Regions from separate parts of the Homo sapiens genome. Here region 2 is linked to region 1. Evidence: chromatin loops called from intact Hi-C (ENCODE). Cell type or tissue: GM12878. All regions are shown on one strand. Links, peaks and the distances in the headings refer to the core of each region. The heading gives the core; the rest is flanking DNA.

Region 1 (16,453 bases), core at 4,879-7,378:
GAAGCACCTTTTCCTTCACTGAGAAGTGCCACTGACTGTTTAAGACTCTACTTTTTACATGTAAAGCAAGAAATATTAGTAAAATAAGGTAAATAACTTACTTTTTAGTATTAAAATGCTGTTGTCAAAGAATTGTATGCCAATGCTCAAAAAATAGATGTTTCTTACATCTCCTTAAAAGAGGAGTTTTGAAATAGAAAACAGATAAATGGGAATGTTTTATTCCACCCCAGAGCTGACTTCGTATAAGGACTTCGGGTTTCTGCATTTGCCTCCCAACCCCAAATTTTATATTTTTGGTGGCCAATTTCTTGTGGTCTGGAAGAAGCTAATTTACATTAACTAGCTCCCAGCAATTGCCTGTCCTTAAAGGCTCTCAAATCCACTTCTTCTTTTGCCCATCACAACAGACACTGCCCAGATTCAGGGCCCCATCACTTCCACCTTGCTGACCACAATAGACTTCTCACCATTGTTTCTCACTCCTGTTTCTCGTCCAGTGTCTGCACCTTGTTGCTGCTGGAGCTTTCTTTTTTTTTTTTTTTTTAATATATATATATTTATTATACTTTAAGTTCTAGGGTATATGTGCACAACGGGTAGGTTTGTTACGTATGTATACATGTGCCACGGTGGTGTGCTGCACCCATTAACTCGTCATTTACATTAGGTATTCTTCCTAATGCTATCCCTCCCCCCTCCCCCCACTCCACAACAGGCCCCAGTGTGTGATGTTCCCCTTCCTGTGTCAAAGTGTTCTCATTGTTCAATTCCCACCTATGAGTGAGAACATGCGGTGTTTGGTTTTTTGTCCTTGGGATAGTTTGCTGAGAATGATGGTTTCCAGCTTCACCCATGTCCCTGCAAAGGACATGAACTCATCATTTTTTATGGCTGCACAGTATTCCATGGTGTATATGTGCCACATTTTCTTAATCCAGTCTATCATTGTTGGACATTTGGATTGGTTCCAAGTCTTTGCTATTGTGAATAGTGCCGTAATAAACATACACGTGCATGTGTCTTTATAGCAGCATGATTTATAATCCTTTGGGTATATACCCAGTAATGGGATGGCTGGGTCAAATGGTATTTCTGTTCTAGATCCCTGAGGAATCGCCACACTGTCTTCCACAATGGTTGAACTAGTTTACAGTCCCACCAACAGTGTAAAAGTGTTCCTATGTTTCCACATCCTCTCCAGCACCCGTTGTTTCCTGACTTTTTAATGATCGCCATTCTAACAGGTATGAGATGATATCTCATTGTGGTTTTGATTTGCATTTCTCTGATGGCCAGTGATGATGAGCATTTTTTCATGTGTCTGTTGGCTGCATAAATGTGTTCTTTTGAGAAGTGTCTGTTCATATCCTTCGCCCACTTGTTGATGGGGTTGTTTGTTTTTTTCTTGTAAACTTGTTTGAGTTCATTGTAGATTCTGGATATTAGCCCTTTGTCAGATGAGTAGATTGCAAAAATTTTCTCCTATTCTGTAGGTTGCCTGTTCACTCTGATGGTAGTTTCTTTTGCTGTGCAGAAGCTCTTTAGTTTAATTAGATCCCATTTGTCAATTTTGGCTTTTGTTGCCATTGCTTTTGGTGTTTTAGACATGAAGTCCTTGCCCATGCTTATGTCCTGAAGGGTATTGCCTAGGTTTTCTTCTAGAGTTTTTATGGTTTTAGGTCTAATATTTAAGTCTTTAATCCATCTTGAATTAATTTTTGTATAAGGTGTAAGGAAGGGATCCAGTTTCAGCTTTCTACATATGATACAAAAGCCTGGCAGAGACACAACAAAAAAAAAAGAGAATTTTAGATCAATATCCCTGATGAACATCGATGCAAAAATCCTCAATAAAATACTGGCAAACCAAATCCAGCAGCACATCAGAAAGCTTATCCACCATGATCAAGTGGGCTTCATCCCTGGGATGCAAGGCTGGTTAAACATACACAAATCAATAAACGTAATCCAGCATATACACAGAACCAAAGACAAAAACCACATGATTATCTCAATAGATGCAGAAAAGGCCTTTGACAAAATTCAACAACCCTTCATGCTAAAAACTATCAATAAATTCGGTATTGATGGGACGTATCTCAAAATAATAAGAGCTATTTATGACAAACCCACAGCCAATATCATACTGAATGGGCAAAAACTGGAAGCATTCCCTGTGAAAACTGGCACAAGACAGGGATGCCCTCTCTCACCACTCCTATTCAACATAGTGTTGGAAGTTCTGGCCAGGGCAATCAGGCAGGAGAAAGAAATAAAGAGTATTCAATTAGGAAAAGAGGAAGTCAAATTATCCCTGTTTGCAGATGACATGATTGTATATCTAGAAAACCCCATCATTTCAGCCCAAAATCTCCTTAAGCTGATAAGCAACTTCAGCAAAGTCTCAGGATACAAAGTCAATGTGCAAAAATCACAAGCATTCTTATACACCAATAACAGACAAACAGAGAGCCAAATCATGAGTGAACTCCCATTCACAATTGCTTCAAAGAGAATAAAATACCTAGGAATCCAACTTACAAGGGATGTGAAGGACCTCTTCAAGAAGAACTACAAACCACTGCTCAACGAAATAAAAGAGGACATGAACAAATGGAAGAACATTCCATGCTCATGGATAGGAAGAATCAATATCATGAAAATGGCCATACTGCCCAAGGTAATTTATAGATTGAATGCCATCCCCATCAAGCTACCAATGAGTTTCTTCACAGAATTGGAAAAAACTGCTTTAAATTTCATATGGAACCAAAAAAGAGACTGCATTGCCAAGTCGATCCTAAGCCAAAAGAACAAAGCTGGAGGCATTAAGCTACCTGACTTCAAACTATACTACAAGGCTACAGTAACCAAAACAGCATGGTACTGGTACCAAAACAGAGACATAGACCAATGGAACAGAACAGAGTCCTCAGAAATAATACGACCCATCTATACCTATCTGATCTTTGACAAACCTGATAAAAACAAGAAATGGGGAAAGGATTCCCTATTTAACAAATGATGCTGGGAAAACTGGCTAGCCTTATGTAGGATGCTGGAGCTTTCTTAAAGCGAATCTGATAATCACATCACTCTGCTATGTAAAGCCTCTCTGGCTGTCTATTATCCTTGATAACATTCCAACACCACAGCCCTTTATGATCTGGCCCTGACCTGTGGACAGACACATGTGCAGTCACTTCTGTCACCATCTCTGCTCTGTTACACTTGCTCATTGCAGCTACAATATCAGGTCATACCTTCTGACTAATAGAAGGGGGACAAATTTGTTTTCTTTTTTTTTCTTTTCTTTTTCTTTTTTTTTTTTTTTTTGATGGGGTCTCACTCTGTTACCAGGCTGGAGTGCAGTGGCATGATCTCGGCTCACTGCAACCTCCAACTCCCGGGTTCAGGTGATTCTTCTGCCTCAGCCTCCCAAGTAGCTGGGATTACAGGCACATGCCACCACACCCAGTTAACTTTTTGTATTTTTCATACAGATGGGGTTTCACCATGTTGGCAAGGATGGTCTCGATCTCCTGACCTCATGATCCACCTGCCTTGGCCTCCCAAAGTGCTGGGATTACAGAAATGAGCCACCCCGCCCAGCCGACAATTTTTTTTTTTTAATTTTTAAGTTTAAAGAAAAACTTTTAGAAAAATGAGAGGTTTTCTTCTATATATTTTACTAAGTTTTGCTCCCCTCACATATAGCACTTTCAAGTCCCTGGCATTGTTTAAGTATAGTGCAAAGTAGGAATCTAACTTTATTGTCTTTATTGTGAATACCTAGTTGACTTAGCACTTACACAACAAATATTCTTAAGGTGGTCATTGTCAATTTTTGGAATATTAGCTAAAACATCTTAGAAATGTCTTTTCAGGGGAGGCAAAGCTCTTTAAAATTTGATGCCACCCAGTTTTTCAGTGCAGAAAAAATTTCCTAAACACGATACAAAGAACACAGTTCAAAAACAAAAAAGAGAGTCAGCATATTAAACTACATCAACAGGTTCAATTAGCAAAATGAAAAGAGCTATAGACTAGAAGTATACATTTATCACCCATTTATTTGACAAAGGACTAGTATCTAGGACATATAAGGAATTTTTATAAATCAATAAAAAGAATAAACAAAAAACCCCAACACAACAGAAACATGGGAAACGTTTTTGAACAGGCCAGTTGCGGAAGAGAAAACCAGGTAAACTTGTTTAAAAAATGCTAAATTTCTTAGCAATCAGGATACTCATGTTAAAAAACATGATCAAAATGCAGTATGCACATAAAAGGGTTAAAAGGGTACATACACATCTGATATTATGCCTTTTTTTTTTTTTACCATAATGATAAAACACACACACGCTGAAAAGCAGTATCACACTCACCAGAATGGCAAAGACTAGAAGTCCGTGGGTACCAAATATTTTCAAGGACAAGAGCAGGTCCTTCATGTACCCATCATGCACTGCTAATAGGAATGTACATTAGTACAGCTGCCTTGGTACAGTACACATTTGTTTTGTTTAATGGACAATTTTGGGGGCCTTGAGGCTTTGAATATGGGTTATGGTTTTTTAATCTGGAGCAAGATCTCAGATTACAGAGTGAATAACACATGGGATTCAAATGGCTGTATTCAGAGATAAAGCAGAGGGCCAGAAAAGCATCAATCCCCCAGGACCAAGCGTAGGCCAGGAGGTCTGGATATGTGGACAGAGGAACAGAGCAGAAAGGGTCACAACAAAGGAGGAGAGAATCACCAAGGCTCTCTTCAGCCTGACTGTAGCACTCCATAAAAGTGTCTGCAGCCTCCCCTGGGGGTGGGAGGTAATAAGGATACTGAGTCAATTTCAAGCAATCAGCAAATCCCTTTAAACTAGATCCAGAATTTATATACCTCCATGTTGAAGAAGGAAGAGTCAGTATTCTCCAAGGTCTCACAGCCAGAAAGCTGTGCTACCAGGATTCACAGCTATGCTTCGCTTTCAGCTTCAATACTGGTCATTTTGTTTCAAAAACTAATCCTGCCTATTATTCCTCTTCTCTTTCAGAATGAATAAGAAAATTAACCATCCAATAGGCATTGAGTGGAATCTTGGTTATAAGACTGTGAAAAATAAATATAGCTCAAGACACTGTCTGTTTTAGTCTCAAGGCTCTTGACTTATGAAGTGGCTGGGCACTATTTATTTAAACATCAATATGTTTTGTTTCATGATTTCTCTCTCCCTTCCATGAAGATAGCCAGGCCCTTTGTGTTTCCTTTTCCTAGGAATTTTTGCAAAGGTAAAGTAGAGGTCGCTGAGGACAGCTCTCCTCTATTCCCTCCCTCCCCATTCTCTCTTCTTCCTTCTTTCTCCTTTGAGTGAAAATTTGGGCTTTTATCGTATTAGTCTGTTCTCATGCTGCTAATAAAGACATACCCCAAACTGGGTTATTTTATTTTGTTTTTGAGACAGAGTCTTGCTTTGTCACCCAGGCTGGAGTGCAGCGGCACGATTTTGGCTCACTGTAACTTCTGCCTCCTGGTTCAAGTGATTCTCCCACCTCAGCCTCCCAAGTAGTTGGGACTACTACAGCCAGAGAAAGGCTATCGTCTCTAATACATCTTTGCTGCTGTTGATCAAAGGCTTCCTGACTCGGAGACATACCTGGAGAAACAGGGGCCTAGACTCCCAACACAGGCAAGGGTCCTTCAGGCAAGAAACACAGCAGCAGGTGCTTGATCTCAGGAGACCAGACAGGCTTGGACAATGGACATCCCTCGGTACCCAGTGTGGACAGAGGCTCCCAGAACAGGCACCTTCTGGACTCTTTGGCACCTTTGTAATTGGGGTGGGGAGAGTTGGGGGGGCGGAGCTTCAATAATGACAGAGTACACTTCTCATCAATCTGGCAGGATGGGAACTTAGTCACAGTTTGATTTATGAACAACAAATGTAACATTTCTTGCACCCCCTTGTTCGTACCGTGTTAAGACTCGTACCGACTTTTACACTAGAAGTGGTAGATTGTGAGAGTCGAAGTAATCCCTAAAACTTGCCCAGCCTCATCATTTCATTGTCAAAATCAATCTGATGCCGCAAGCGGAGTGATTCCGAAGGTTGGAGGGTCACTAATGCAGGAACACACAGTAAGCAAGTATCCTGGCATTTTATCCAGCAATGTCTCCACGGCTCACGTTGCTGGTTGAAAAAGAATAGTGTCCTGAAAAGCTGGGGAATCTCAAGGCATTTTAAAATGAAAAACAAGATAAAACAAAACAACGATAGAAATGAAGCTATGAAGGCGCGGCCAAGTAACGCTCAGAGCTGTTGATTTCAGAATCAAACTCTGACTTAGACTGCCCCCTGGTGGATAGAAATAAAAGTGTCTCTGCTCTGCAAAGGGAGCTCGTAACAGATGAAAGAAATGCGAAAATCCTTCTGTTCAAATTCAGGTCATCCTTTAGAGGCTTTAAACCCTTTAATTAATATGACGCTATGACTGCTATCACAAGGAAATGGTAAAGTGTAGATGTTAACATGGGCTTTTAACAAAACTGCAGGTTAGGTCCCAGCTCTGGAACTCTGAAGTTACCCCCATCTCTCTGAGACTCATTTTCCCCCACTGTAAAATGGGCACAATAATAAGACGTTCCTTATAGGGTTGTTTTGAGGACTAAAGAAAAAAAATCTATGTAAGAGTCCTTAGAAAAGTGCTGGGTGTGTAAGAGCTCAATATAGAAACTCTTCTTCTTCTCATTGTTGCCATTTATTGCCATCGTGATAACTTTGTGAAAAATACTAATATGCACATGAAGTCTTCATAATTGGGAAAATTATCAAGGAACATGATGATGTGCATTTTCCGTATATTCTATTACTTCTGTAAGAAGTTTCTGTATATTTACCTTAATGTTTTCTGCATATTTACAGAAAGTTTACAGTTATGTCACCTAACAACAGGGATATGTTTAAAGAAATGTGTCTTTAGATTTCAACACTGTATGAATATCCTAGAATGTGCTTACACAAACCTAAATGGCATAGCTTACTACACACCCAGGCTATCTGATATTGCCTATTGCTCCTGGGCTTCAAACCTATAGCAGGGGTGTCCAACCATTTGGCTTCCCTGGGCCACACCAGAAAAAGAAGAATTGTCTTGGGCCACACATAAAATACACTAACAATAGATAAAAAGATTTTAAAAATCACAAAAAAAAACCTCATAATGTTTTAAGAAAGTTTATGAATTTGTGTTGGGCCGCATTCAGAACTGTTCTGGGCTGCAGGCAGCCCATGGGCCACGGGTTGGACCAGCTTGTTAAGCAGCGTGTTACTGCATTGAATACCATGGGCAATTGTAACACGATGGGTTTGTGTGGCTAAATATACCTAAACATAGAAAAGGTGCAGCAAAAATACAGTATTATAATCTTATGGGAACCTTCTTGTATATGGGTTATATATTTTTGTCATTGACTAAACTGTCATTATGCAGTGCATGGCTGTGTACCATTTCTGTATATTTAACTTGGCTTTCTGTATATTTACCTAAATGTTCATTCTCCACTTATAAAAACACCCTAAAAATTCTCTTACTATTGATTTTTACTTCTGTCCTTTTTTCATTCAATAAGAGTGGAATAAAAACTGAAACAGAAGTGTCAACTTGTTTTAGGCCTTATTTGTAAGGAGAGAATGACTAATTTAAAGACTATCCAGAAAACCACCACTTATGCTGCAGCATCTGTTGTATAGAGGCATTAATAAGCCTTTGTCTTCATGTCAGTTAGCTATTATTGTGTAAAAGCCAACTCACAAGTTAGTGGCTTAGAACAATAATGACTTCTTACTTGTCCTGATTCCAGGGGTTGCTTATTAATTCCTCTGGTCCATCGATCTCAGATGGCCTTGCTTGCATAGCTGGGCCCTCCCTCCACATGGTCACTCATCCTCCAATAGGCTACTTTGGGCTTATCATATGGTGGCCAAGAATTTCCACCAGCAAGACAGGGCAGCAGGCCCCAACCCCCAAGCACTTGATTACTACACATTTGCCAATACCCCATTAGCCAAGGCAAGTTACATGGCCAAGCCCAGGTTCACAGGATGGAGAGATGGGCCCCCATCTTGTTTGGAGGAGCAGCAAAATCATATTGCAAAGGAGGGTGCATGCAAGCATAGGGGAAATTAGTGGCAATTTTTATTTTTGCAAACTACCACACTTCCTGAGTTTCAGGCTCTGATAAAACACGGGGGATATGAGCCAGACAATAACAACAAAAGCCTAAATAATAGCAGCTGACATCCATGGAGTGCCTTCCATGAGTCTCATGCTTCATGCCTATGTGAACCAGGCTACTACTGAAGGCCAGAGAAGATTTTTAAGAAGGAGGCTATGGCAACATGTAGTTCACATACTCATTTTGCTGCTCAGCTCCACTCAGTTGCTGTCATGTGGGTATGAGGCTCAAGGTTGGTAGATACTCAGATTTTTCAGGAGATGGTGAAACCTGGATTGTTATATAAAATCTGCTGATATTTAAATGTTGACAACTCATTCCCTTTTGTAACTTTGTGCTGGAACTAATCATCTCTTCTGAGGGGGCAGAGGAAGACCAGTTTAGATCCTTTTGCTTGCTCATGCTGGGACGAAGTGATTTGCATCAGTATGAACACAGGAGTACTATTTTCCTTTGAAAATGCATGATGTATGAAGTGGGAGGAACCCCAGAGCAACAGCAGCACTTGCCAGGAAAAGATGCCCCAAGACTGAATGGGGCTTTTACAGTTGAGGCTTCCGGGGCATTTGCTAGAGGAGACAACACAGCACAGTGCTTACGTGTGTGGGTTTTACAGTCAGATGGACCAACTCTGCTGATGATATTCCTCTCTTCTACTTAACTTTTAAATCTCTTTCTAGAACTCAAAAGCACAACATATGGAGCCAGACTGCCCAGGTTTGAATCCCAGCTTTGCCACTTACCAGCTATTTAAATTTGCTATTATCAAGGTCTTGTCTATGTTCAAAGAGCACTTTGTATATAAAGATACAAAGTACTTTTCCCTGGGTAATTTTAGTTGCCTGCATCTCTGCTTTCCTCACTCAGCATACCATAATTACCTAATAATCATATGAATAATACAGAAAATATTCATAGAGCTTTTCACTTAAACTACCTTATGGGTTGAGCAATTTACATACATTGTCATTCAATCCTCACAACTCTAGGAGAGCAGCATTCTTTTTATTCCCATTTTATAGATGGAGAAACAGAGAATTAAGTAACTTGTACCCAATTTACACAGTTAATGAATCAGTAATGTTGTCATTTCAATTCCAACAGATCAGCTGAAGATGTTACCCAAATTGGAATCCGCAGGTTCTTGGGATGTCCAGGGACATACTTTTGAGGTCTGCAAGTTCTCTAAACATTTTTAAAATTTTTAAATTCATTTCAATATACTAAAACACTATCAGCACTTGTTGAATATTTGAATGGCCACTTCAGTCCCCGAGTTCATATGAACTGTAAGTATAAGAAACATATACTAGATTTCTGTTTTTGCCTATAATAAGCAACATTAGCAGAAAAATGAACTAGCTATGAGATTTTTTTTTCCATTTAAAAGATTCGGCACATTCCTCAACTGTGAGAACACGGCATACTACAGTGCTCCTCAAAGGTAGGGAGTATAATGGAACCACTTAAAGTTTGGTTTTTAAAATTTGATTTTTATTAACTATGTGACCTTGGGCAAGTCAATTCACTTCTCTAAGACTCCGTTTCTTAGTAGATTAAATAGGAGAATAGGGTTGCCATGAGAACAAAATGAGATGATATCAGAAGCACTTGGCAAAATACTTGGCACAATAGAACTGACAAGAGCTGATAATACGAACAATAGAACACATAAAGACAATTCTTGCCCAGTGAGTACTTGGATTCATTTGTAGATTTTGACACCATTTGCTTGGCTGTGATTCTGAATTAAGAACTTCACAGTTGAAGGGAGTGTATTTACCTCTTACACAACAGTGGTTGTCCTTCCTGAGATGACAGGTGAAATCATCCATGGTTTATACACAGCCATCTAATTTCTTAGAGCATCCTTTTATTTTAAAGAGTAACTTTTAAAAATCTGGGATAGTTTCCAATCAGGCAATTAAATTTGTTTCCCAGAATTAGTTTCTTATTTCCAATCAAACGCATTTTTTTTTTTTACCCATCTTCTCATCACATGTCTTTGTGGTCCAGAATATAGGAAATTTACTACAGATATAGCCTTATTTCATCAGGGAATAAGCATACTGACCCATGGTTTGGCAAATCACTTGAAATAATTTCACAGGAAGAAAAGTATAATATTTATTAAAATTAATATGGTTCTCAAACACCATGAATAATCCATTGAGAGTTGATGACATTTTACATAATTGTGGAATAATATAAATCACTATGCTATAAGACAATGTCTTAAGTGAAAGAAACCTGGCCACTTACAGCCAGTGCTGTACAACAAAAAGACAATGCATTTCAAAGCCTCAGATTTGGATCCCAGCTTGACTGTTAGTAGAGTGAACATAAAAATGTTTCTTTACCTTCTTTTCTCTTGACAGGCTCTACTTCCCACTGGTGAAGTGTCACCATTTGATAGTCTTAACCAGAAAGTGACTGAGACTGATGTCTCAATGGATAGAGATTACTGTAATCAATGTTTGAGGGAAAAACACAGGCCACAGGAGCATCTGTGACTTGTGCTTTTCCGAATAGGGTTTCAGGAGCTTCAGTATTTAAAGGAGAAAGAGCAAGCAGAAGGGAAAAAAAGAGAGGGAAGGGAAGGGAAGCAGTGAGGCAAATGCTTACATTCTTGTGAGGCTCTGATTAGCCTCAGTAAATCTGCATAAGGGGAGTAGAGGAAAAAGTCAATTATGCATCCATCTCAGGGTAGGCAGAAGGATGATTTCTCTTCTCATCCTTGTCCTGTACCTGTGAAGATAAGCTGGTAATGGGCAATTTCAGGGTGAGATTCAACAGAACTTGGTTTTAGGGATAGTTTATAGATAGAATATGTATCCTGAAAGATTTAGGGACCATAAGGAATTTCCTTGTGAGTAATTTGTGAGGAAGGCCATCTGGAGAGATATGTGGCCTTCCCTAGTTGCAGGAACCTGGCTTATGGATGAGGCTATGACACAGGGTTGTGAAATTACAGCTCTCTTTTGGGGAAGGAAAGAAATAAGGGCAACGTTGTGTGACCCAGTCCCCAGTTTAACATTTCCTTTGGCATAGTGATTTTGGGGTTTCAAAAATTCCATTTTCTTTCACAATAGCATACATTTTAGCAATTTCTACTCCTTTTCTTTCTGTCTCTCCAGCAGGGGAAACTCTGACCCAAAAAGCTATTATAACCATTTCAGAGTGCTTGGCATTGTACCCTTCATTCATTCATTCCTTCCTTCATTCGGCAAATAATTATTGCATGAGTACTACTGGCCGTGTACTCTCACAGCTGCTGGGGACTCAGTGGTGAGAAAGGAGGACAAGTTGCCTGCTCTCAAGGAGTTTATCTTTCATTGGAGAAGTTAGACAATAAATTCAGAAACAAATAGTTAAACAAAATAGTTTGGACTGAGTGCTAAAAATGGTGCCATTATGGCAATAAACCAATTTTATAGTGAAAGGGGCCTGTGCTAGAGGGCTACGCTAATCAGGATGGCCATGGAAATTCTTTGTACTAGGAGAGTTGGCTGCTGAGGAAGAAGCTGTGTGAGGGTCAGAGGGAGGAGATGCTAGGCAGAGGGAACTGCAAATGCACACGCTGTGAAGTATGAAGGCTCTGGGCAGACAAGAGTCAGTAATCAGCCCAGTGTGGCTGAAGCACATTAAGCATAGAGCAGCAGACAAAGGGCAACCTCACTGAGCCAGATCTCATCCAACCTAGTAAACCACGGTAATCACCTTGGATTGCTTTCCAAGCAAGGTGGGAAATCATTGAAGGATTCTAATCAGGGGACTGATATAATCTGGTTTTTATTTTTAAGAGTGATCTGGTTATTATATGGGGAATACATTGTAAAGAATCAAGAGAGGATGTCTTAGTCTATGCCCACTGCTATAAATGACCATAGACTGGGTAATTTATAAATAGTAGAAGTTTGCTTTTCACAGTTCTGCATGTTTGGAAGTCCAAGATCAAGGTGCCAGAAGGTTTGGTGTCTGGTAAGGGCCTGGTCTCTACTTTCAAGATAGTGCCTTGAACCCTGCTTCCTCCAGACAAGATGAACACTATGTCCTCACATGGCAGAAAGGACAGAAGGGCAAAAAAGAGAGCAAACAGTTCCCTTGCACCTCTTTTTTTTTTATACTTCAAGTTCTAGGGTACATGTGCACAACGTGCAGGTTTGTTACATATGTATACATGAGCCATGGTGGTGTGCTGCACCCATGAGCTCATCATTTACATTAGGTATCTCTCCTAATGTTATCCCTCCCCCCTCCCCCCACCCCACAACAGGCCCCGGTGTGTGATGTTCTCCTTCCTGTGTCCAAGTGTTCTCATTGTTCAATTCCCACCTATGAGTGAGAACATGTGGTGTTTGGTTTTTCGTCCTTGCGATAGTTTGCTGAGAATGATGGTTTCCAGCTTCATCCATATCCCTACAAAGGACATGAACTCATCATTTTTTATGACTGCATAGGATTCCATAGTGTATATGTGCCACATTTTCTTAATCCAGTCTATCATTGATGGACATTTGGGTTGGTTCCAAGTCTTTGCTATTGCCCCTGCACCTCTTTTATAAAAGCATTAATCTTATTCATAAAGGTAGGGCTCTTATGGCATGATCACCGCCCAAAGAGCCTCACCTCTTAACACCACCAGCCATGAGAATTAAGTAGCAATATGAATTTTAGCAGGGACACAAATATGGAAACCACAGCAAAGAGACCAGTTAGGAGACAACTGTACTTCAGGTAACAGATCATGATGGCTTAGACCGAGGTTACATCAGAGAAGAGAGAGAATGGAATTTTAAAAAAGGGGGTGGATTCGGTGCACATTTTAGATACTGAATGGACAGAGCCAGTATGCTATATTGTCTCTTCAATGTCTTTAGTGCCCCTGTGTTTTAAATGGAAATTGTGATTAGAATGCTCTGTTGTCTTCACCTAATTTGTAGAGACCCAGAAAAGTAAGAGTAAATTATTTGATTCTCTTGGGACAGAAGGTTAAAATCTACATTATCCAACTGATATATACTTTTTTCCAGAGTTCTCAAACTTGCTCCTGATCTCTAGAAACTTAAACAAAACACATCCTTAAGAAGATAAAACTGAATGGACATAGTGACCACAAAGGTTTTCACTATCAAGAAAAAAAAAAAAGGGAGAGGAAGCTATAAACTAAAGAAGCAGTTGTATTTGTCCAGGTTTTGGCCTGCGGAATTTTTCAGACCATGTCTTTTGGGGCAATCATATTGGTAGGAATTGCCTTCTGTTTACTCAACTCAGAAAGATTCCAGCTTCCACGATATTTTGAATAAAAGTGTATGCCCCTGTGTGCTTCTGTGTGCCACTGTGTGTGTGTGTTAACAAGGCAGATATTGATGAAGTATTTGAAGCCTCAACTGGACTGTTGAGGAGGGAAGAAATTGTGTTGAGGGTGGCTAATAAGTGTTATATAAAAGTTGCTACTTACATAGCATGTTCTTATAAATTTTCTCAGTAGAGCCTCAAAACTATCCCATAAGATAATCTTCCACACCACTTCCCATTAAGGGATAAATAAAAATCAAAACATTTTGCAGAATGCTGAAGTAAACTGAGAGAGATTTGAGAGTATCTAAATGGGCTTGGGAAATTTTTATTACATTTTATTGTAGCATTAGAAAAATAAGATACAAAGTATTAGTGATTGCTGTAAACTTTTAATTTGTGTAACCTCTAAATAGGAACTTGATGCAATTCATATTAAAGAGTTTTTGATTAAAGAGCTCTTCAAATAAGATTAGACAACTTCCCTGTAACACCTATTTGCTCAAGTATGTGATAAAAAATGTTGAAACAAAATTTTTTACCAGTCAAAGATTTGTAAAAATCGCCTACCTGTAAAGCTCTAATAGCTCCTCTCAGACTCCTCCCTAACTCATTTTATGAGGCTGGCATCATCCTGATATTGAAACCTGGCAGAGACACAAGGGAAAAAGAAAATTTCAGGACAATATTCCTGATGACTATCGATGCGAAAATCCTCAATAAAATACTGGCAAACTCAATCCACCAGCATATCAAAAAGGGTATCCACCACGATCAAGTCAGCTTCATCCCTGGGATGCAAGGCTGGTTCAACATATGCAAATCAATAAATATAATCCATCACATAAACAGAACCAATGACAAAAACCACATGATTATCTCAATAGATGCAGAAAAGGCCTTCAATAAAATTCAACACCCCTTCATGCTAAAAGCTCTCAATAAACTAGGTATTGATGGAACATATCTCAAAATAATAAGAGCTATTTATGACAAACCCACAACCAATATCATACTGAATGGGCAAAAGCTGGAAGCATTCCCCTCGAAAATCAGAACAAAACAAATCACCACTCCTATTCAACATAGTATTGGAAGTTCTGGCCAGGGCAATAAGGCAAGAGAACGAAATAAAGTGTGTTTGAATAGAAAGAGAGAAAGTCAAATTGTCTCTGTTTGCAGATGACATGATTGCACATTTTGAAATCCCATCGTTTTAGCCCCAAATCTCCTTAAGCTGATAAGCAACTTCAGCAAAGTCTCAGGATACAAAATCAATGTGCAAAAATCACGAGCATTCCTATACACCAATAATAGACACACAGAGAGTCAAATCATGAGTAAACTCCCATTCACAATTGCTACAAAGAGAATAAAATACCTAGGAATCCAACTTACAAGGGATGTGAAGGACCTCTTCAAGCAGAACTACAAACCACCGCTCAAGGAAATAAGAGAGGACACAAACAAATGAAAAAACATTCCATGATCATGGATAGGAAGAATCAATATCATGAAAATGGCCGTACTGCCCAAAGTAATTTATAGATTAAATGCTATCCCCATCAAGCTACCACTGACTTTCTTCACAGAGTTAGAATAAACTACTCTACATTTCATATGGAACTAAAAATGAACCCGTATAGCCAAGACAATCCTAAGCAAAAAGAACAAAGTTGGAGGCATCATGCTACCTGACTTCACACTATATTATAAGGGCTATAGCTACCAAAACAGCATGATACTGGTACCAAAACAGATATATAGACCAACGGAACAGAATAGAAGCCTCAGAAATAATGTCACACATCTAGATCTTTGACAAACCTGATAAAAACAAGCAACGGGGAAAGGATTCACTATTTATTCAATGGTTCCGGGAAAACTGGCTAGACATATGCAGAAAACTGAAACTGGACCCCTTCCTTACACCTTATACAAAAATTAACTCAAGTGCATTAAATACTTAAACATAAGACCTAAAACCATAAAAACCCTAGAAGAAAAACCAGGCAATACTATTCAGGACATAGGCATGGGCAAAGACTTCATGACCAAAACACCAAAAGCAATGGCAACAAAAGCCAAAATTGACAAATGGGATCTCATTAAACTAAAGAGCTTCTGCACAGCAAAAGAAACTATCATCAGAGTTAACAGGCAACCTACAGAATGGGAGAAATTTTTTGCATTCTATCTATCTAACAAAGGATTAATATCCAGAATCTACAAAGAACTTAAACAAATTTACAAGAAAAAAACCAACAACTCCATCAAGAAGTGGGTGAAGGATATGAACAGACATTTCTCAAAACAAGACATTTATGCAGCCAACAAACATATGAAAAAAAGCTCATCATCACTGGTCAGTAGAGAAATGCAAAGCAAAACCACCTTTTTTGATGAGATAAACTTCATGGGAGGAGAATTAGAAAATACAGCAGCATGGATCTTGAATGGTCTTCAGGGATTCAAATTTATAAGGTCATACTTTCAGCTTTGAAGATTGATAACTTAGAAAGGCAAAAAGATTATGCAAAAGAGTTTTCTCATTCCCTTTTCAAATGCACCCATTGATCCTGCAATCATGGAGTAGGAATTTGTTACACTTTAGCTATTGGTTTCATCAACTGAGGCAGTGGATAAAAGTTTGTCCCTATTCCAAAATCAGATGTCTGTAAGCTTTCTATGGTAGTCACTGTTGTGCCTCCTGTCTTGGTTCAAACCTCTATAGCAAATTACCATAGGCTGAGTGGCTTCTTTTTTTTTTTTTTTTTTTTGAGGAGTCTTGCTCTTTCGCCCAGGCTGGACTGCAGTGGTGCTATCTCAGCTCACTGCAAGCTCCGCCTCCCGGGTTCAAGTGAGTCTCCTGCCTCAGCCTCCCGAGTAGCTGGGACTACGGGCACCCGCCACTGC
Region 2 (16,453 bases), core at 7,025-9,524, 530 kb before region 1:
TGTACTACTTAATGGGGAAGGGCTCCGTGTAGGTATCTGGGGATGGAGCCTCTAATGCTTTGCTCAGATAAGACAGGGGGGATGGAGAGCTGAATGCCGCTCGTGGTATTCCAACATCAGTCCCAGGCCTACGTCAAGGCTTGTCTGCTGCCCAGTGACTCCCCTCACAAGGAGAAAGAGGGAAGTTTGGTGGTTCAAGCAGGACACGATGGACCGATTAGGAAACCACATTGCGACTGTGTTTTTCATCTGCTCTGGCCACATTCTCCCTTTAAGGCCAGGCAGGAAGGAGATCCGGACACTATTCCCTGAGTCAGGTCCACAGTCAATTGTTAAGGTTGTCTCTGGAAACATACACGGAGAGCTTCTTGTGCCAGTCACTGAGTTTAGAACCCCTGACTCCCTGCCCCACCCAACTCCAAGGTGTTATCTCCTCCAGCGCCCTCAGTAACCAACCTTCCAAGGAAGATTCCTCTGTTTGCCCCATTTTACAGGGGAGGTGGGGGGAGGTGGAGTATCCAGTCCAATGTCACACAAAGAATAAGCTGGGGGCTAGGATCTGAAGCCAGTTAATTTGGTTCCTGAATGAGCACACCTAGCCACTACTGTGAATGAAACTATTAGGTTGAAATACAAAACTGCCATGTTTGCAAGTCAAAAATTGTGAAATATCAGCAATCTCATGCGGTTTAACCTAACACTTTGGAAAGGCTCTGTGGTGTATGGATGTGACATCAAATCAGGGAACATTTTGCCTTAGAGCCTCTTCCTAGGACATCATCTGTGTGTGTGGTGGGAGTCTTACAGTGGGAGGCCATAGTGTCTAGGCCTCTCCTCCTTCATTATTCTTGGTATTATATGCTTGCATCCTCAATAATATCATGCTGAAAGAACTATTTCTGTGGATAAGCAAAGTATGAAAGTGAGTAGCCAGGGTAGTTCTTGAAATCTACAGATGAGGTCATTGAGGTCTGAGAGGTTAAGCACCTTGTCCATGGTCACCCTTCCGGGGTTGCTTGCACAGCCTAGGTCTCTGCTTCCTGTCCCAGACTTCTGCTCCCACACACCATCTGCCTGAGCCATCCTCCACAGGACCAGAATGCCCTTTTGCCAAATGACAAAAGCAGAGCCAGACAAAATTCAGATCAGGCCAGGACGTCTTAACTCAGTTCAAACCTTGTCTGAGCCATGTTGGCAGAGTAATTGATGGGGCTAGGATCAAGGCGGAGACAAGGGATGTGCTGAGTGAACAGTGGTCAGTCCTTGGCCCTCTGAGCGGTCAGTCCTTGGCCTGTCTGCAGGTGGTTCTGTGTTGAGCAGCTGGAATTCAGTGATGTCCCCCGATTCAGGTGCTTCACCCTCCTCTCTGACCCTGGTTGAGTTTCAGCTCATTCTCCTAGGCTGCTTTCAAAGGACGCACATCCCAGCACTGTGTCTTGCCTGGACACCCAGTATTATATTAGAATATCAACCGAATAATGTCCCAAGCCCCAAAAGAGCAGCCTGAATCTAATCTGCAATAAAGCTTACAGAGATATATTTCAGTTGTAATATTCCTGGGAAGCTCTTCCCCCCCAGAGAGTGGCACGGCTTCCCCGCTCACTTCAATCAGTCCCTGCTCAAATGTCACCCCCTCAGGGAGGCCTTCCGTGACCATCCCACCTCAAATCGCACAGCCTTCAGTCTATCCTCTTCCCCAACTGACTGCTCAGAGTTTTTTAAACACTTCAGCAGTTCCTCAGTGAATTTTCATCGCTATCCTATGATTAACTTGGTAGATGTTACAATCCCTATTGCACAGATGAGAAAGCTGAGGCAGAAAGGTGAAGTTGTCTGAAGGCTCACAGTGAGTCTGAGGCAGGGCGAGTACTCAGGCCTGGCACTCCTGCCACTCCTTGACTCAGGAGTCTATACCCTTAGTCGCTTAAGGCACACTCAGATGCTTGGGAGGCAGACAAGTAAATAGATCTTTCAGCGAGGGCGATCACGCTGCCATGGAGGTCATCAGGCACTGCCCAGGCCGTATGAACCAAACGGGTCCTGCCTGGGGATCCCAAGGCAGACCTCAGAAAGGAGAAGACTACCAAGCTAGGCAGGGCTTGAAGGGTGGGTGGGAGGTCCCCAAAGAGAGGTGGGGGGTAGGGAGGGGAGGGAACTGGGCTTCAGTCAGAGGGACCAGCAGTGTGCAAACTCAGAGGAGAGACAGCAAAGTATACACATAACGATGGGTAACTGTGCTTCTGGGGTGAGGTCAGTGATTTAGTTATTCATTCAACAAATACTTATTAAATCCCTCCTCAATAGCAGACATATTCTAGGGACCGGTGCCACAACAGTGAACTCTCTGTGGTACATAAGTTCTTGTGTGTATGTGTACATGAGGAAAACCTGAGTTGGGTAAGGGGCTAGCAAGCGAGAGGTATGCTCTTTGAGGTGGGGTGGTCATAGAAGGCCTCTCTGAGGGAGTGGGGTATGAACAGAGACCTGAATGAAGTGAGAGGGGGAGCCATGCAGCAATGTGGGGAGGAGCATTCCAGCCAGGGGGAACAGGAAATGCAAAGGCACTGAGGTTGGAGTGTGCTCAGAGTACAGGAGGAACAATAGCAAAGAGCTTTTTTTTTTTTTAAGTAAGAAATGGGGTCTTGCTATGTTGCCCAGGCTGGAGTGCACTGGTGATTCACAGGCACGATCCCACTACTGATCAATACGGGAGTTTTCACTTGTTCTGTTTCTGACCTGGGTAGGTTAACCCCTCCTTAGGCAGCCTGGTGGTCCCTCACTCCCGGGAGGCCACCATATTAATGTGAACTTAGTGTGGACATCCTAACAGCATAGGGCACTACAGCCCAGGACTCCTAGGCTCCAGTGATCTTCCTGCCTCAGCCTCCTGAGTAGCTGACTACAGGCACGTGCCATGTACCTGTCAGCAAAGAGCTTTTATGGCTGGAGAGGAGTGAGTAAGGAAGCATGGCAGTTGGAGAAGATGTTGGATCAGTAGTCAGGGCCGGATCACCACCTTCACTGTGCGGGTGAGGAAAGCTCAGGGAGGTGTGGCTACCTGTGAGTAGCTGCCTGATATGGGACTCTATCCTCCCTCACCATTCCTTCTGTCTCTGCTCACCCGCTTTGAGTCTTCCTCCCTCAGGTTCTTATTATCTTTCCCGCCTCTCCTCTTGGGAAATACCAGATCATCTTTAACTTCCCAGAACGCATTTACTAACAAAATGAATGTTGCTGTCATTTGGCTTATTTGGTGACCACACCAGCGATTCTTCACAATCTTCCATGACACCTAAGTGGGGGTTGGCGGGTCACAGTGCCTTGCTTCAGAGACATGCAATTAAAGCAGAGTAGAGCCCTAGAAAACAGGAAGCCCCTGAAGCCTCCACTTTAAAAAACATATGTGAAAAGGCACAGCAAGGGGAGGCCATGGGGAGGACTCCCCTCAATGCGCCTTCATGAGAGGAGTTTTTCACAGAGAAAAAACAACAGCTGTGTTTACCATGGCAACCTCCAGTAGCTCAGTAAATTGACAGATTCAAGGCAAGACTCGGAGAAGAGAGAAGAGATGGCCAGATAGGAGATAAAGAACAGAAAAGATGAAGTCATGGAGAAGGAAGAAAAGAGAGATGTCTGTCTGTAGGATGTGGATGGATTTTAGCTGTTTAGTAACTCTAGGTCAAATCTCATTGAGGTGAACAGACAAACCTTTGAATACCATTGCTTGTTACGTACAAGCATAATCAATTATGTTATGGAAGGAGCATCCACATTCTCCTTCCTAAAATCAGATCTCAGGAGTACCCACAGGGTAGGTTCTCCTTACTTTTGCAAAAGAAAGATATAGAAAATGTACCTTAACTTATCCTGAATCTTACTAAGGTGTACTATGCAATTCATAAACACTTCTGAGAGGGACATTTGCATGATACTTTTAATCAAGGCCCCATAGACGACCCCATCCCCAGCTCATTATGATACGTACAACATAATCAACATTATGGGGTCTTTTGAAAAAATTGCTGTCAATTTAAATCCACACTTGCTCCATATCTCCTTGTTAGTGTTCAACAGATGCTCCCCATTCCCCTCTCCAAATAATTGAGATTACATTTAGACTGACAGTATATATCAAGGTCATGGGGTTTGGTGGGTTCTGTATCATCAATTAGGAAGTGCACATAGGAAGGTTATAACCACACACTGGCCCCAGATAAGGCCTTCAACAAACATTTATTGAGCATCTACTACATGCTGAGAAGTTGCCACACAGAGTATCCTTGAGAAGCTTAGAGGAGGTAGGCAATATGTAACCCCCTCCTTCTTCTTACTCAAACCACCCCTTTTGGGAAGGCTGCTTGACCTAGAAAAGACAAAGATGAGAGCGGAAGTCCTGGGTGTCCACCTCATCCTAGGTATACGGAAACCCTGACCCTGGTGCTCTGGGACCACAGGTTTGAGGCCCAGTGGAGAATCTGAGGGTGAATATGTTATCCCATCTTGAGGCACTAGACGGTAAATCTCTCAGAGGGGCTTGGAAATTCCAGATTCCGGCCTCGCTTCAAATTTATCACCTTGCCTTTTCACTGGGCTTCCTTCAAGAAACAGCCTTCATGACTTTTTAGTAACAACTGGGACCCAGACTTCATTTTCAAGGAAGAGGGAGTAAGTTGTCATAAAAATGGGAGAGCATTGGGTCCTCCTATAAATATCCTAATTCCAAAGAATACAGCTCAGTGGTACAGAGCAGCCGTCTTCAATGAGAATACCATTCCCCTAGGAACAGCAGTGGTGGATGACTTCCTAAGAACTATGTGAAAAAGTTTTAAGGAAATTCATTTCTTCGTTCCTAACTTCCATGTTCTCCTTCCTAAAATCAGATCTTCTCAGGAGTACCCACAGCCTAGGTTCTCCTTCTTCCTTTTTCAAAAGAAAGATATAGAAGATGTACTTTAACTTATCCTGAATCTTACCAAGGTGTACTATGCAATTCATAAACATTCCTGAGAGGGACATTTGCATGATACTTTTAATCAAGGCCGCATAGACGCCCCCATCCCCAGATCATTATGAGATGCATTTCTAATAAAATGTTACTTTTTATATTTATTCATCATTTGTCAGAATTATATGTTTATGCTGTTTTGATGTATTGTGTTCTATTAATAGTCAAAGCAACAACTAAACCCAGAAGATAATTTTAAAGTCTTACAGTCATATATTCATAAAAGAAAAAGTCTATTTACATCTATATTTGTCATAGAAATGATCAAAAACCTTTTAACATGATTTAGGGGAAATGCAATAAAAATAGATGTTTGAAGAAGAAAAAATAATAATATGAAGCTTTTGACTTAAAAAAAATTTGTTCACATATTCTTTTAGTGGGTATTGGTGAGTATCCAGTAATGAGGTATTTAAATCCCACTGGATGCAACCAAAAGATGATATAAAAGCTTTATTTTAAACTGCCAATGTTTAAAATACTTTGAAATCACATTTTCTGCAATTATTTAACATTACAATGGAAATGCTTAGTTACCTACTTTAAAAAGCTCAGGAAAGTACATAGCTATTCAAAATTCTTCTGGAGGTACACAAGCACACAATTTGAATGGTATAAGAGGGTTTTTAGAGTTATGTGGACTTGGGCTTGGATCCTGGCTGTGCTAATTACCAACCATGTGGCCTTGGGTTTGCTGCTTAGTCTTTCTTGATATCAGTATTCCCCTCCTTAACGTTGGGGATATGTAACATTTTCAGTAGCACTGTTAGGAGAACTTAGCATGACGATTGACACATACCATCTAACGAAGAAACATTTATGGAGACATGATTTGTGCCAGGATTGTGCTAATCATTTATGCACATCATGTTATTGAATCTTCACAATGGCCTTATGAAGTAGGTACTAAGATCATTGTCATTTTATGGATGTAACTCCTGAAGCAACACAGGTCATGAAGTTTGCCCAAGGTCATATTGTTGCCAAGGGGTAGAATTGTCCCTGGATGTCAGCTGTCTGGCTCCAGCCCCTATGGTAGCTATTATTAGCATTCTTACCATTAACTTCCAATTGTAGAAAAATGGTCCATTCTGAAAGATTGCTTGGGGAAGATTTTCTGACTTTTCTATATTGACTATGAGGTTTTAGCATCTCTTCCATCCACCAAGGGAATTCAGTCATGATTATATAATGTTAAGGTTGCTTAGGAAAAGTAGCCAGGGGAATGATTGGTCATTGGATAGAGATTAACTTTATTGAGAATTTAAAAAGCTGAAAGCTCTCCTGGTTAGGAGTTTTGCAAATAGCTCCGTCCTCATTGTCATGAAAATCTTGAACAATATGGACGCTCATCCAATTATCAAAGCAACCTGGGGGGCAGAGTCTGGCATTGTGTGTACCCATTATTGAAGGGTAATTCAGTGTAACAAACCAAATAGAGTATGTACAATGACTGTCAAATAAAATAAACCACTAACAAATTAAATTACTTTTCATTTTCAGTAGGAAGAATGCCAGTCATTTTTCATTTTAAAAAATATGCATCTTAATTCCATTTTTTAAAAACGTGAAAAGAAGCATTTAAAGGCCTCTTGTGCTATCTATACTGATGTTTATTTTCTATAGATATATTTCTCCTGGTCCTGGGGCATTTTCCCTCAAAGAATTAGTGGAGCGTTAAACCTCACTTTGGTCAAAAAACCTGTTTCTTCCATGGATCAATGGTGGATGGTGTTCAGAAAGCAGGAGTGATAGGCTGGCTCTGGCTTACAGCGACATATCAGAGCTGTTGTTTCCAGAATGAAACTGCCACTCACCAGCACCCCGCCAAAACCCCCTGGGAATCCTATCCAAATAATATAATTTTGAGATTTCCCTGCTCACACCCTTCAACAGCCTCAATATGTCCCTAATTTCTTCTTTTACTGGCTTTGTCATACAGATTGAAATAAGCCTGAGAAGAAAAACCTCTTTGAACCAAGTCAGGCTTTGTGTTTCAGGTCATTAAATATCTTAGAATTATATTCTTTCATTTGACAAACATTTATTAAGTGCCAATCACTGTATTAGGTAGTATGTGTACACAGTGAACAAAAGAGATTAAGGGGTAGAATTTAAAGTCTAACAGGGAAGAAAGACATTAATGTCTCTAAGTAAATACATTGTTATAAACTGTCACTGATGCTACAAAGAGATGTATATTGTTTCATGAGAGAAAGAAATAGGGGCTCTAACTTAGACTGAGGAATCAGATAAGTTGTTTTTAAAGAAATGACAATTCATCCCACGAAAGCAGGGCCATAAGCATTCAATCCTCTAAATCAGTGTTTCTCAATTAGGAGCGATTTTGCCACTGGGCAGTGTCTGGAGGTATTTTTGGTTGCCACAATAGAGGGGATGTTACTGGCATCCGTGTGCAGGAGCTAGGGAGGTAGCTAAACTCATTTTGATGAACAAGGTAGCTCCTCCTGAAACAAAAAATTATCTAGCTTAAAATGTCAACAGTTCCAAGGCTGAAAAACCCAAGTCTTAAGGACACTCTCCTGGAACACAGTCCAAATCTAGGGTGCATAGAAGAAACCAAGTACTAACTTCTACAATAGACCAGCAATAAGTTTCAGTTCATGAAGACGTTTTGGATTAAAAGGTACTTCATATACAAAGATATATACATATATACATAAATATATAAAATATCTATGTTTAATATCTATATTTCAAAGACATATAAAATATATATTTGAAAGACTTATCCCCTATGGCCAGCTGTAAGAATAATAAATGCATAAAAGCTGCCTGGGGAATTAATGTATATATTTTAAATTCAGTGCATCAAAAATGGTTTGCATGGCAAAAAATTTCATGCTCTTTGTGTCATTGACTTCTTTTGGCCTGACTATAAAAAGGAGAGGAAAGATACCTTTTTCTCAGAAGATAAACTCGCTAATTACCAACTCATGCAGAAACCTGTAATTCTGCCAGTTTTATCTTATTTTTTCCCCAGACACTTACTTTTTATGCCAATATCACTATTTCTCAAAGTGTGTTTCCCTGTTCACTGCCTTTCCTGTTATTTCCTTTGATGTTTTACATTGTGTAATGCCACAAGAAAAAAAGAGACATCTTAAAATACCCCAGTAGAGGAAAATTTCAATTAACATTTATAGCTGGGGAGAGTGGGATTGGGAGAGGCGGTGGTTTAATTTTTGGTTAGTTTGGTTAGGATTAAGCACAAAAATTGTTTTTGCTGTTTTTTAACTGTTATTGATGAAGTATTACTTTTTCCTACTATTAGGATAAATATCACTGAATCTTTGATCACCGAGGATTGACCAAGCCTCCGAAGTATCACACTGCATTCTGTCATTTATTACCGTGGAATATACAGAACCAAGAAGATAAATACAAATTTGATATTAACTTCAAGAATCTTACAGCTGGAAGTTACCTGAGAAGTCATTTACATTAAAAAGGTCTGGATAAACACAAAGATGCATTTCTAAGAATTTAAAAAACATGGCCTTTCATAGATATCCATAGAATGTCAGTTCTGCCTCCCACCAACAGATGGCAGTAGTAATTACTAGCAACACTTTGATTTAGAAACAAATTGACTTAAGATTGACATTTCAGGGTTACATTGTCTGATTCCCAACCTTGGCTGCACATCAGAATCAAATAAGACCTCTTGTTAAAAACTGATGCCTGCCTCCCCGGGGTGCTCTTTTGCCCTTCTGCTTCTGCCATGGGGTGATGTTGCATGAAGACTCTCACAAGATGCTGGCACCTTGATATTGAACTTTCCAGCCTCTAATACTGTGAGAAATAAATTTCTTTTCTTTATAAATTACCCAGTCTGTGGTATTCTATTATACAAACACAAAATAGACTAAGACTATGGGTTTAAAATGATTTTTATAGTTCTATACTGATTGAAGGTTTATGTTAATTTTAAAAATTCTGATTATTTTTATAATCATAAAAAGAAAATCACTTATGGAAGATAAAAATGACAGGAAAAGGGTTACTATTTATGATATACAAAGAGTTCATGAAAATTAGTAAAAAGACAAACAGCTCAGTAAAAATATGGGCAAAAATAGGAATGAAAAATTCAGAAAAAGGGAAAAGAAAATGACCAAGACATAGATAGAAATATGCCCAACTCATTAGTAAAGAGATGTAAATTAAGATTTTTAAAATCTTTAATCTTATAAAAGATTAATCTGATGAATCTTTTAATTTTTAACCTTTATGCATAAAGAATTTACTCTATGCCAGTCACTGTTATAAGTCTTAAAACTATTAATTCATTTACACTCATAACAATTTTATGAGGTAGGTATTCATATCATCCTCTTTTTACAGATCAGCATATCTGAGACACAAAGCAGTAATGTGTCCTAGCTAAAAGTACACAACTAGTACTTGCTGGAGCTGAGACAGGTACTCAGTATTTCTAGCCAAGGGAGTCCTAACTCTAAACCACTATACTATGCTGCCTCTCAGTTGGAAGTATAAAAAGAAAAATATAACATTCTATCCTGGAGATGGAATAAACAACAAGCATTTACTCATGGAAGCATAAACTACAACAAGATTTTCAGAAGGTAATCTGGAAGTAGCTGTTAAAATAACATATACATCTTTTAACTTAGTAAACCTTACTTTAATGAAATCCATCCTATAAAAACATCCGTAAATAACAATATACAGGCATGTCCCAGAGATACTGCAAGTTCAGTTCCAGAACACCACAATAAAGTGAATATTGCAATAAAGTTGGACAAATTTTTTTGGTTTCCCAGTGTATATAAAGTTATGCTTATACTATACTGTAGTCTATTAAGTGTACAATAGCATTATGTTTAAAACAACAAGGTACATGCCTGAAGTAAAAAATACTTTTTGCTAAATAATACTAATGATCATCTGAGCCTTCTGTGAATCATAATCTTTTTGCGGGTAGATGGTCTTGACTCAATGTTGATGGATGCTGATTGATCAGGGTGGTAGTTGCTGAAGGTTGAGGTGGCTGTTGCAATTTATTTTATTTTATTATTTATTTATTTATTATTATTTTTTGAGATGGAATCTTGCTCTGTCATCCAGGATGGAGTATAGTGGCATGATCTTGACTCACTGCAACCTCTGCCTCCCGGGTTTAAGCAATTTTCTGCCTCAGCCTCCCGAGCAGCTGGGATTACAGGCACGTGCCACCACGCCTGGGTAATTTTTGTATTTTTAGTAGAGATGGGGTTTCACCATCTTGGCCAGGCTGGTCTTGAACTCCTGAACTTGTGATCCACCCACCTTGGACTCCCAAAGTGCTGGGATTACAGGCATGAGCCACCGCGCCTGGCTGGCTGTTGCAATTTTTAAAAGACAACAATGAAGTTTGCCATATCGATCGACTCTTCCTTTCATGAAAGATTTCTCTGTAGCATATTATGGTGTTTGACAGCACTTTATCCACAGAACTTCTTTCAAAATTAGAGACAATCCGCTCAAGCACTGTTGCTGCTTTATTAACTTTATTAACACAGCTTTATTAATATTGACGTGATATTCTAAATCCTTTGTTGTCATTTCAACAAGATTCACAGCATCTTCATCAGAGTAGATCCCACCTCAATAAACCACTCTTTGCTTATCCATAAGAAGCAATTCCTCATCTGTTAAAATTTTACCATGAGGCTGCAGCAATTAAGACCCATCTTCAGGCTCCATTTTTAGTTCTAGTTTTTTTTTTTTTCTATTTCCACCACAACTGCAGTGACTTCCTCCACTGAAGTCTTGAGCCCCTCAAAGTCATCTACGAGAGTTGGAATCAAGTGTTTCCAAACTCCTATTAATGTTGATATTTTGACCTCCTTCCTTAAATCATGAATGTTCTTAATGGCACCTAGAATGAATGGTGAGTGCGTCCCAGAAGATGTTCAATTTACTTTGTTCAGATCCATCAGAGGAACTATTTTTTGGTAGCGATAGCCTTTCAAAACGTATTTCTCAAATAATATTTCTCAAAAATGACTCCTTAATCTGTGGGCTGCAGAATGGATGTTGTTAGCAGGCCGGAAAACATTAATCTCCTTGTACTTCTCCATCAGAGCTCTTGGGTGACTAGGTGCATTGTCAATGAGCAGTAATATTTTGAAATAAATCTAGTTTTCTAGGCAGTAGGTCTCAACAGTGGGTTTAAAATATACAGTAAACCATGCTGTAAACAGATGTGCTCTATTCAGGCTTTGCTGTTCCATTTAGAGCACAGGCAGAATAGATTTAGTGTAATTCTTAAGGGCCCCAGGACTTTCAGAATGGTAAGTGAACATTAGCTTCAACTTAAAGTCACCAGCTGCATTAGCCCCTACTGAAAGGGTCAGCTTATCCTTTGAAGCTTTGAAGATAGCTATTGACTTCTCTCCAGCTATGAAAGTCCTAGATTGGATCTTCTTCCAACATAAGGCTCTCTTGTCTACACTGAAGCTCTGTTGTTTAGTGTAGCCACCGCCACCCATGATCTTAGCTAGATCTTCTGGATAGCTTTCTGCAGCTTCTACATCAGCACTTGCTGCTTCATGTTGTACTTTTATTTTATGGAGATGGCTTCTTACACCTCATGAACCAACCTTTGCTAGCTTCCAAATTTTTTATTCTGCAGCTTCCTCCCCTCTGTCAGCCTTCATAGAACAAAAGAGAGAGCCTTGCTCTAGGTTAGACTTCGGCTTAAGGAAATGTTGTGGCTGGTTTGATCTTCTATCCATACCACTCAAACCTTCTCTATGTCAGCAAGAAGGTTATTTTGCATTCTTATCATTTGTGTGCTCTCTGAAGTAGCATTTTTAATTTCCTCCAAGAACTTTTCCTTTGCATTCACAACCTGGCTAACTCTTTGGCACAAGAGGCCCAGTGTTGGGCCTGTGTTGGCTTTCGACATGTCTTCCTCACTAAGCTTAATCATTTCTAGCTTTTGATTTAAAATGAGAAACCCAAAACACCCCATAAGAATTCCAACATTAACATCAGAGATTAATGATCACAGATCTCTATAACAAGGATAATAATGAAAACATTTGAAATATTACAAGAATTACCAAAATGTGGCACAGAGACATGAAATGAGCACATGCTGCTCGAAAAATGGTGCTAATAGATTTGCTTGTTGCAGTGTTGCTACAAACCTTTAACTTGTAAAAAACATACTATCTGTGAAGCACAATAAAGCGAAATGTAATAAAACAAGGTATGGCTGTATGTCTGAGAACACGTATTGTAGCATTGTTAGTTATAGCAAAATTTAGAAACAATGTGAATATCTATCAATGGAGAAATGATTTAATGTCATAGCTTATCTATGCTTTAGAATATCTGCAGCTCTTTCAAGGAAGGTAAATTGGCCTGGAGGGATGTGTATATTACTGAGTAATATGTCTAGTGTGATCTCAGTTTTGTAAACAAAACAAAGTCATATCTGTTCATTCATTAATGTTAATATATGTATTCATAGATACAGAGAAAGGTATGGAAAGACATACACCAAACTAGCAACCTTAGTTACCCTGAGATATGGAACCGTAAATATAGTATTATTTGACTGGATGCTATAAACAAGCATTTCTTTTGTAAGAAAAGGAAGGGAAGACATCATGTTTAATGTTTTGTCAGGGCAGGATTCTTAAGATTCTTCAGTCTGCACTGGACTCTTCTTGGGAAAACTTAAGCATCTTTAATGAGCACAACTTTCTCATTCCTGTGAGCTTAATATCTGCTTTACTGAACTGTCCACCTGTTCCCAGAGTGGACAGGGAGTCAGCCCATTCCCTTTCTTTGCACAACAGCACTTCAGATACTTGAGGACAGCTCTCAACCCATCTCCTCTCCACTTTCATAGATTATACCAAGACTCAGCCTCCAATCTTCACACCTCAATAATGGTGAGCTCAGGCCACTTGGCCTCCACAAATGCTTTGCTTCACTGAACACAATCTACCAGCACAGGCATTTATTATTCCAAAGAAGACATGTGCTTTCTGTTTCTGTATGTTAAAACAGACTTCCCTTTGTAATCGTCCATATCATGTCATCAAGTAAAATTCCCAGGTCTTTTTTCAAATGAAGTAATATACCAAGTTGAATCTATTCTATACTATTTGACTGTTTTGAACTTGAATGTGATTTCCTAACCTCTCCTCCTAGATCTGTTGCTTTCTCTTAAAATGCAGAGGTAGGAAATGGTATGTGTGTGAATGTGGGAGATGGTGGTAGGAATCTACTGAACAGTAGATTCTGGATAATTGGATTTTTCTGTCTAATAAAGGCTATTGGTCAGAAGATGAACAAATGAGTTAGGGAGGTGGAGAAGACAATGGCAATGTTCTGAATTCAGGCATGAGGGTGGGAGAGACCGTAAATCTTCTCTTCCTCAATGGCTGAGCTGAATTTGAATGTAGTGATTCTAGAAAATAAATTGTTATATGAAGTGGATGAAGATGAAATAACTCCAGAGAAGAAGGTTTGCTGGTTCCAAGGAGAGACAGCAGGAATAGGCGTGCGCGCGCACACACACACACACACACACACACACACACACACACACAAAGGAGATAAAAAGTAAACAGGATGGGATGAGCAAGAGAAGAGAGTATCTGAGAAAAGAAGCAGAAATAAGACTCTATAGAATAAAAAGATGCCAAGCTTTCAGAAATAAGAATGGAGAAAAAGAAGAAAGCAGGGAGGTGAAGTAATATTCTAGTCTGGGCTCTTTAGATTTTAAGAACAGAAACCTTCCTAAACTTACTTAAAAAAAAAACCCAAAAGGATTACTGAAGTACAGAAAAATATTACAGATCATCGAGACTGAAATGGAGCATATGAAATAGAACAGGGACTTGGCAAGCTGTTAGGAACCTCGAAAAATGTGCTTTGTTTTTCTGTTTCTCTCTTTGTCTGTCTTGCTTAGGGGCCACCTGGTCTCTTAAACGCCTTCTCTCTGCATGTCTGGCCCTTTCTCCTCTTTTTACCAATGACTTCATCTGTTTACCAGTCTGAATATGGCCTCCAATGAGTCACTCCAGCCCAGATTTTATAACACTTTCAGCCCAATTGCTCAGTGCTATCAGAAAGGAGAGAAGGAAACAAGCAGGCAGAGAAACAAAGTGGGAAGAAGGAAGCATCAGAGCCCTGTAATTGGGTCTCATCCTTGTCCCTTGGACATCCCATATTCGTAATCACATCCACACCTTTTCCTAGGATATTCCTTTGTTCACCTCACTTCTATCCACCCATCCATATCCCTAAATCATCCCAGAACCTGACTGCTGCAGTTAACAGAGCTCATCTCATTCCTCCTTTCTTATATGTACCCACTGTGATGAAGAATAATTGGATACATTTAAGAGTCCTAAAGAAAACGATTAATTCTCTAGCTTCCTTCTTCAACCTGTCACTATTTTGACAACCCTCCTGGAATCATTTTGTAACTTGAGCTCCTAGTGTTTTAATCTAGATTTCTAACAGTGTCTTGTATAAGGAGGGCAAAGCACAAGTGGTCACTATTCCCTAGCTAGAAATTTTATTTTGTTTGGAATGTTATAATTGCCTTTCAATCTTCTTTAGGCAATGAACCCATTTATGTAATTCTCCCTCATAATTTCCCCCCACTTCCCTGCCAATCTTAGAAGTGCTATGAGCCCTTTTCATGGCAATCACATTCTTTTTAAAAACTAGATCCTCAAACCATATTAGAGTAAGAATTTATCCTGAACTGAAGAAAATTACGTAATTACTTCTTCTGGAACAACACACTATTTGGGGTGACTTATGCCTGGTCTACTTTTAAGTAACACTTTCATGTTATTCACTAAAACCCTGAGATCTTTTTTCTGCAACTTTACTTTGGCTGTGTTTCCACTTTCTACACATGAACTGTTGAGTTTTCTCCCCACATGTCCCAGCACTATGCTCTGTCCTTTTAGAACTCTGAATCCTATCTATTCCCTTCAAGTTTTCAAGGTTGTCATCCATTTCTGTACTGCTTTCTGACCTCTTTGCCCCCAAATGTTGTGAACTGCATTGCCATAGAATGGAAGGAAGCAGGGCACGGGTGGCATGGACAGAGGTTATTGCCTTTGAGGACTGTAGACTCCATTAATTCATTTTCTTCCTGAAGGAAGGAATATAAATTATTTTCTCCAATAGCCAAAGCAGAGGACCTTTTTAAAAAACCATCAAGCTCTGAGGCTAACAGAAAGGAAAGGAAAACCTAAAAAGAAGGGAAAACTAATCATAGAGAGGGAAAAGAGAACAAATGTGCAGTTCATTTAAAATCACTGTAGTTGAACATCAAATTATGGTACCTGACTTCCACCTATTTTACATTCTATTTAGTATTTATTTTGCCTCTAATCTAGGAATACAATTATGTACTGAATTGTATCACATATGCATTTAATATGTGAATTCAACTATATATGCTTAGAATAATATGAAAAAAGGAAAGAAGCAAATTTAAATAATGGGTCAGAGGTCCCAGGGAGTATGAGATGGGGGAGGGGAGTTAATCTGCTCTTTCTTCAGACCAATGGTCTGGGTGGATCTCATCTCTGAGCATCGTGGGATGTTGAATAAGTTACTAAGGTTTAAGGAAGTATATTTTTCACAAATGGCCCCTCATATTGTTTGCATAGTTTATATTCTACATTATTCTTTATATCCTATATATTTATATGTATATATTATTCTATATAGAGTTAATAAAAACAAACAAATCTTATGGGTGATTTATGGGATTTTTCAAGAGTATTTTTACCAAACCTGGTGCTTGCTTTATGGGGCGACTTTGGAACCTAACCTCTGTAAAACTGCCACTTTAATGACCCTTTAAAAAGTGCTTACTGTCCCCTGTATGCTTTACATACGTTACCTCCTTTAAGCTTCACAAAAATCCTGCATAGTTGATACCATACATATTTTACAGACTTTAAAGAGCTGAGGCTCAGTGAGGTTAAATGACATAATAAGTCATGAGGTCCTCGGGATCAGCAGAACTAGGATTCAAATACCATCTGAACCTTACAGAGAATGGTCAATACCATGGCATTTTTTTCTGGTGACGTTACTATATTTCCAGTATAAAGAAGATTTATGGATTATCTAGATCTTTAAACATGAATTCCTCTTGTATTAGAGGGAAAATAAGGCTAGCTTCAGGTTTCTCTCTGCAGTAAACTCAATGTCAGAATCATAACCAAAAAATGTTCACAAAATTATGACACTTTTATATCTTTCAGGTTGTGATTAGCATAGGAGTAAAGCTCATAAGCAGGCAAAAACTCAGTGAACACAGTATCTGTATTATTTTCCATCATATCCTTGGCATCCAGGACACAGGACATTACACAGAACAAATATTCAACAAATGTTTGTTGAATGAATTTAAAAGAATTTAAA

Evidence for each region. A loop is a pair of places that touch in the nucleus more often than their neighbours do. Peaks named below come from ENCODE experiments on the same cell type or tissue, not always from the same donor. Only the 100,000 strongest peaks of a DNase experiment are listed, where the experiment ranks them.
Region 2: it touches region 1 in a loop (3.0-fold over the local background); 8 of 110 quality-filtered maps call a loop at or near these places.

What each region holds. Positions count from the first base shown.
Region 1 is chr5:147,182,652-147,199,104 of GRCh38, forward strand. All of the region lies in intron 2 of STK32A-AS1 (STK32A antisense RNA 1), which reads right to left. Among named protein-coding and RNA genes, the nearest start is that of STK32A-AS1, 44 kb to the right of the region's middle. In GM12878, for the core only: a CTCF peak has its summit at 6,366 (motif pointing left); no DNase peak of the experiment used is centred there.
Region 2 is chr5:146,653,771-146,670,223 of GRCh38, forward strand. All of the region lies in intron 5 of PPP2R2B (protein phosphatase 2 regulatory subunit Bbeta), which reads right to left. It also overlaps the pseudogene RN7SL791P. Among named protein-coding and RNA genes, the nearest start is that of PPP2R2B-AS2, 99 kb to the left of the region's middle. In GM12878, for the core only: a CTCF peak has its summit at 8,564 (motif pointing right); a DNase peak (open chromatin) is centred at 8,576.